2 separate regions of the Homo sapiens genome follow, and region 2 is linked to region 1. A link is an interaction called in ENCODE POLR2A ChIA-PET data of the cell type or tissue named here. Cell type or tissue: Panc1. All regions are shown on one strand. Links, peaks and the distances in the headings refer to the core of each region. The heading gives the core; the rest is flanking DNA.

Region 1 (2,916 bases), core at 179-2,678:
TAGCAGGGACCCTTGGCTCAGAGAACTTTGGCCTTTACTGTCTTCGAGGAGAGCTCATTGATGACACTGTTAGATGAAGCAAGGTAGGATCAATCTAAAGCTTTTTTTCAAAAAAGCAAATTTTTACCAAGATTTTTAAAAGTCTCAATAATAGAATTATCTTTATTCTCCTCCCTGTCTAGAAGTATTATTTTGTTCTTTAACAATACACAGTCCTGGTCTCCAGTATTCTAGATGGCAGAGACTCATATTTAAAAACAACCTTGTGCTTTTTAGACATTATCTAAATCTTTCCTGTCATATAGGGGAGGCTAGTTGCTAATCAATGGCCATAAGACATTTTAAGTAAGATGTTTTAAATGATCAATATAAGAAATGTCTAAAGTCATTAGCTGGAATAACAAAAATAAACATTGGAATCTTTCATCTACGAGGAAAGAGTAACCTTTTGTATAGATCATTGATTAAAATACAGAGAAAGAAGCAACAGATGTTAAATCCTTTACCCTGCAAAGAAACCAGTATCAGTTGACCTCAGTGAGTAAGCATTTCCTTTAAGTGACTCCTTACAAAGTAATTTGCACCAAGTGACACAGATGGTACATCACAGAGCCAGTATTTCAAGGTTCATCTGATTCCAAATCACATTATCACCCTGCATTGCTAGAGTGGCAACATGGCATCATAGATATAAGCCCTGGGTCTAGAATAACTGTATATGAATCCTGACTACCTTGCTTACTAGGTGTGCATCTTTGGGGAAGTCACTGAAACTCAATGAGTTTCTTCATCTTTAAAATGAGTATGTTAAGCACCTACTGCTGGGGGTTGTTACAAAGTTTAAAAATTATTATACACATAATGGAACCAGCACATAGTGGGCACTCAATAAGCAGAGGCTTATTGGACTTCTAAGGCATTCTTGGAATGGGGTTCTTGGGCAGCCACTGGACCCTGATGACTCTTATGGAGTCTGTGTTAAATTAAAGTCACTACATCTTTTTTATATGAGCTTCAGAATGCTCTCCGTAACTTTTGTCCATTCAAATGCTACTCTTTCTTCAGAGCCCATTTTACTGGGAACACTTCCACAACTGACCCAAACTCTTTTCTCCTTCCTTCACCTCCCAGCTCCCCTTACAACCCCAGCCCCCCTTACAACCCCAGCCCTAGATCTTCTAGAAGACCTTTTGCCTGTCCCTGTACTCTTATTATTCACATCACTCACATAACACTTAACATACAGGGTGTAAGTTAAGCATTCTTAATCTGAAAATCTGAAATCCAGAATCTTCCAAAATCTGAAACTTTTTGAACATCAACATGATGCTCAAAAGAAATTCCTACTGGAGCATTTCAGATTTCGGATTTCTGGATTTGGGACTTGTAAGTATAATGCAACTTGTAAGTGTAGTGCAAATATTTTTTTTAAAAACCCTGAAATATGAAACACTTCTGGTCCCAAGCATTTTGGATAAGGGATACTCTGTACTAATAACTACAACAACTTACCTCTTTGGCTATTGGCAGTTCCTAACCTCAATTAAAAACAGTTACAGTGTCTCCTACTATGGTCCCCTACGAACAAGCTAAAACAGAACAAATGCCCTTTTCCACCAAAACAGTATCATTAGATGGCATGGTATTATAGTTTGATAGATTTGTTAGTACCATCCTATATGTGTGTTATGAGTTAAGTGGGCTTTTATAGGCTGGTCTAGAAATAAAAGCAACTTTTATAACAGTATTTCTACTGGAATTTTCAAGTTCCAAACAAATGGACATCAAATTACTTCAAAAACTAACCTACTTATAATTTAGAAACTGCCATTTTTTTCTTCCCCAACTAGTTTATAAGTTACTTGAGAGCAGGAGGTATATATTCTGTTACTTTGATTCTTGGTGCTTTGCTAGAGTGCGTGCTCACTAATTGCTTTTTGGTGATGGGGATATATTTTTAAGATTGCTCAAGAAATACAGTGGAAAATAATTTTTGCATTAACAAGAGTCTTTCTCCTCTTAGGAGCTAATGCTCATGGTCAGGCCTCTGATTCTTCTTCCATCTTACTTGAAGCCGCAAGTGGAGGAAATCCAGATGCTGTGGCTCTCTTGCTGGAGTATGGAGCTGATGCCAACATCCCTAAGAATTCAGGCCACCTGCCCATCCATGTGGCAGCTGACAGGGGCCACTTACTGTTAAGTTCAATTACATTATTATAAATAATAAAAACAGTAATAGCTACCTTTTATTTTGTGCTGCTTCTAGGAACTTTATAATCTTTAATCACTGATCCCACAATCTAAACATACTTTTTTTTTTTTTTTTTTTTTTTGAGATGCTGTCTCCCTCTGTCGCCAGGTGCTGGGTCTGAACCATAGACCCTGGCCAAGTGACAGATGAAAGTACTTAGACATAGGTATCCAGTGAAAGAGTGGGCTAGGGGACCAGGCTGCTCAAAGAAAGAGTTGTAGCAGCCATGGCCCTGACAAGCTGGTGCTTCAGGCATTTATTTAGTACAGGTTTAATGACAAAGGCTTTGAGTCAGCACATCGTGTGAGTAATTAACACGGTTCCCCCCCAACCCCCGCTGCCAGAACAGTCCTACATGTGGATGATTAAAGGCCAGTTCTGAGGCCTAAGTAAACTAACTTATCTAGATCAATTCCCTTACACTTCCTTGTAACCTACTCTGAGAGAATTCAGCTGCCTTCAGCCAAATCCTTTCCTGAAGCTTTTGCAAAACCTCCCGGCCTTCCAAGAAGGTGTGCTTCTTTCTATAATTTTAATAATATTTCCCACCACGCTGACTGAACTCCTGCAGCCAGGCTGGAGTGCAGTGGCATGATCTCGGCTGACCGCAACCTCCGCCTCCCGGGTTCAAGCAATTCTCCTGCCTCAGCCTCCTGAGTAGCTGG
Region 2 (2,916 bases), core at 325-2,824, 120 kb after region 1:
CTTTCGCCGTGTGCATTGAGCCGTCTTCGTGGAACCGAGCGCTCCTTTGACACTGTCTGGGCGATGGGCGCGGGTGATTGCCATTCCCCTCTCAGCTTCCCTGCTCCCTACCTGGGCTTCTGGCCTTGGGCGGCCCCAGAACCTGGAGATGATGTCCGTCTGCCCCGAGTCTCCCACCGAGGCCCGGGTGGGCCCGGCGTCAGGGCACTCACGGCCTTAAGCTTGTGGAGAAAACGTAGGCTTTGCACTCAGGCAGCAGGGACATGACCTTGGCTCTGCTCCTGGGGAGCCATGAGCCTCAATTTCTTCATATGAAAAATGGGATGAAATGAGAATTTCCTTAGTATTGCTGGGCTGAGGGATAGGTATGGAGTGGTTTGCTTAGGCGAACGTTGACTCAGCCTCTTCTGGGTGGCTCTAAACAGCCTCAGCACAGCCAAAACCTAGGACATAACACTCCCTTAGGCACGCAGGCTGGTGCCTCCAAGCTCACTTGCCCCACAGTCCCAAGAAATGTGGTGCAGAAAACCAGGTGTGAGCCAGACAGCTGGGATGTCTTCAGACTCAGTAGCTAAGCTATGGAGACGGCTATGACCCCTGCTCTGCCTCCGCCCCCGCCACCCCCTTCCCCCCCCGCCCCCCCGCCCCATTAGGCTCTGTCATTCCTTCCTAGTTGAGTAAAGCATCACATTTTCTTACTGTGTTCCATTTCAGTAAAACATTACTGCTCTTGTTTTATTGTTTAAAAAAATTTTAGTAGCTAGCAAGTTTCCTCAAGGAGGATCTCGTGTTGACTTAAGGATCCTACTAGAATTTTGGATTTAGACTCCTATTGGCTTTTGAATGACTACAATATCACAGGCGTTTTATTTTGAGTGTTCATGTGATGGCGTAGGTAAATCAGTCCGATTCACTGTTTTGCTGCAGTTGCCAAGGTGGCTTCTTATGCCACTGTACAAAACTCGTGAAGTTTCCATGCTGTGGGGTATGGTAGTGCCCTGACGGAGCCAGGCTGGTGATTTTCTTCTACCTGTGCGAGTGTGTTCTCCTCTCCCAAACCTGCACCCTCATAAAATGGTGGCTCTGTCCCAGTCACCTCACACTTATGCTGACGTTTTCTCCACCACAGCCCCTAGTTGGGGGTGACTTTTCTCAGCTGCTCCTGCCTTGGCCCCACCAATCGTTTCCTTGGGTCATCCTCATTCGCCTCCTGGACGATCGTAGAGGCCTCTGGGCCATGTTCCAGATTCCAGGCTCATCCAGGCTGATACATGGTTCCTTGTCTCCTGGATTTGCTGCTTGGTGGATTTCATGGACCCAGTTTCCCCACATGCTTTGCATTCCCACCCTTTCCAGCCTCACCCCCTACCCTTCTCATCCTGCTCCTAACTCCGGATGGATGCCCTCTGTGCTTCCAAGACATGCTTTTCCCTCCTCCCAGGATGCCTTTTCCTCCCTTGAGAATTCCTTGCCTATCTTAAGACTCAGTTCAGGTGGTACCTCCTCAGGGAAGCCCTCCTGAATGCCATGCCCCTTGCTTTACCTTCTCATGCAGGTCCTTGCACTTTAGTCTCATCAGACAGCTTTGTCAGTATTTGTTCACTTCTATGTCTTCAGACTAGTTTCTTTAGCCAGGCACTGAACCTCATCTTGGTGGCGTCAGAGCCCTGTAAATATTGGCTGAACCAAATTAGACCCTGCTGCCTTCCTGCTAAATCCTGTATTTCCTGATAGATTTTAAGAAGTAGAGGCAAAGATCAGGGCATCAAGGTCCATTGTCTTTGCACATGCTGTTCCTGCCTGTGTTCCTTTACACCTCTGCAGCTTCCTTTCTCGGCCCTAGCATCACTTCTGCAAAAAATTGTCCCTGTCCACACCTCCCTAGGTCATGTCTTCTAGAAGTTGCTCTGTCAGGGAGTCAGCTAGGAAGTACTGGTACACAGTGACTAGAGTATTTGATTCATGTTTGGGTCCCCTACCAAATAAGAGGTACTTAGTCCATAGATGTTGGCCTCAGCTCTAAGGTTGCTTACAGTGGGGCTGTAGGAACATAAAAGGATAAGGGTCGACTATATGTGATGCAAATCAGAGGAGGCTTTCTGTGGGCCTGGGCCATACTCAGAACCTGAGAGGGGGCAGCAAGGTGCAGCACCAAGTCCTGAGAAACTGGATTTAGGTGCTGGAGCAGAGCTGAGCAAATGACCCCCTTGATCTCCAGGCAACATTTGTTTCAGGAACCCTTGCCCTTGCAGGAATGTGTATTTTTGCAAGACTTGCAAGGTGACTACAGCCAGCCAACCCTCTGCAGCCCTGCTAACAGACCCTTCGGGGCTGCTCCCAGAGGAGCCATGGGCTGGCCTGGTTTAAGTGGTCAGGTTTCACAACCTCCCCATTATTAGTGGGGCAATTAAGAGGCTGATACCATCTTGAACACAGGTCAGTGTTTTAGAAATGAGTTGTGGGCACACTTCCTCAACTACTTAAAAAAAATTCTCTTAGGGTCCTTGCCAGGTAAGGTTGCTCTTTGAGTAATAAATACTGTGTTCACACAGAAGTAATGATTTGTAAAACCTCCAGAGGGACCACACCATCCTCATTTACACTGGCTCTTGCTTCTAGAGTGGAATGGTTTTGTTTGCAACTAGAAGCAAGTTTGGTTCATAACTTTAATTGTGTCAGTCACTCATACTGAAGTTCTCCCTCCCCTTGTCTTGCTGGTCTAGAAGCCTTTTTATGGAACAAGGAGTTAGGAATCTACTCCCACAGGTTTGTATTTAGTGGCTTTTCCTGCAGTGGGGGAGGAGGGAACATTTCTTGCCTCCTTACCTAAATGGGGTCCACCTTCTCTGGTCTATTATCCCTGGAACATAATTCCTACTCCCCCTGCAAGAAAACACTACTCCTTCAGGAATTCGG

The links. Peaks named below come from ENCODE experiments on the same cell type or tissue, not always from the same donor. Only the 100,000 strongest peaks of a DNase experiment are listed, where the experiment ranks them.
Region 2: POLR2A ChIA-PET joins it to region 1 with 12 read pairs; 2 of 35 experiments call an interaction of 5 or more read pairs at or near these places.

What each region holds. Positions count from the first base shown.
Region 1 is chr3:57,279,581-57,282,496 of GRCh38, reverse strand. It overlaps ASB14 (ankyrin repeat and SOCS box containing 14), which reads left to right. Exons shown (of 11, transcript NM_001142733.3): 7 at 2,024-2,195. Among named protein-coding and RNA genes, the nearest start is that of ASB14, 12 kb to the left of the region's middle. RefSeq lists a silencer at 2,489-2,689. In Panc1, for the core only: no CTCF peak of the experiment used is centred there; no DNase peak of the experiment used is centred there.
Region 2 is chr3:57,161,513-57,164,428 of GRCh38, reverse strand. The region is part of intron 1 of IL17RD (interleukin 17 receptor D); the gene reads left to right. Among named protein-coding and RNA genes, the nearest start is that of IL17RD, 2.4 kb to the left of the region's middle. In Panc1, for the core only: no CTCF peak of the experiment used is centred there; no DNase peak of the experiment used is centred there; H3K4me3 peaks cover 87 bases.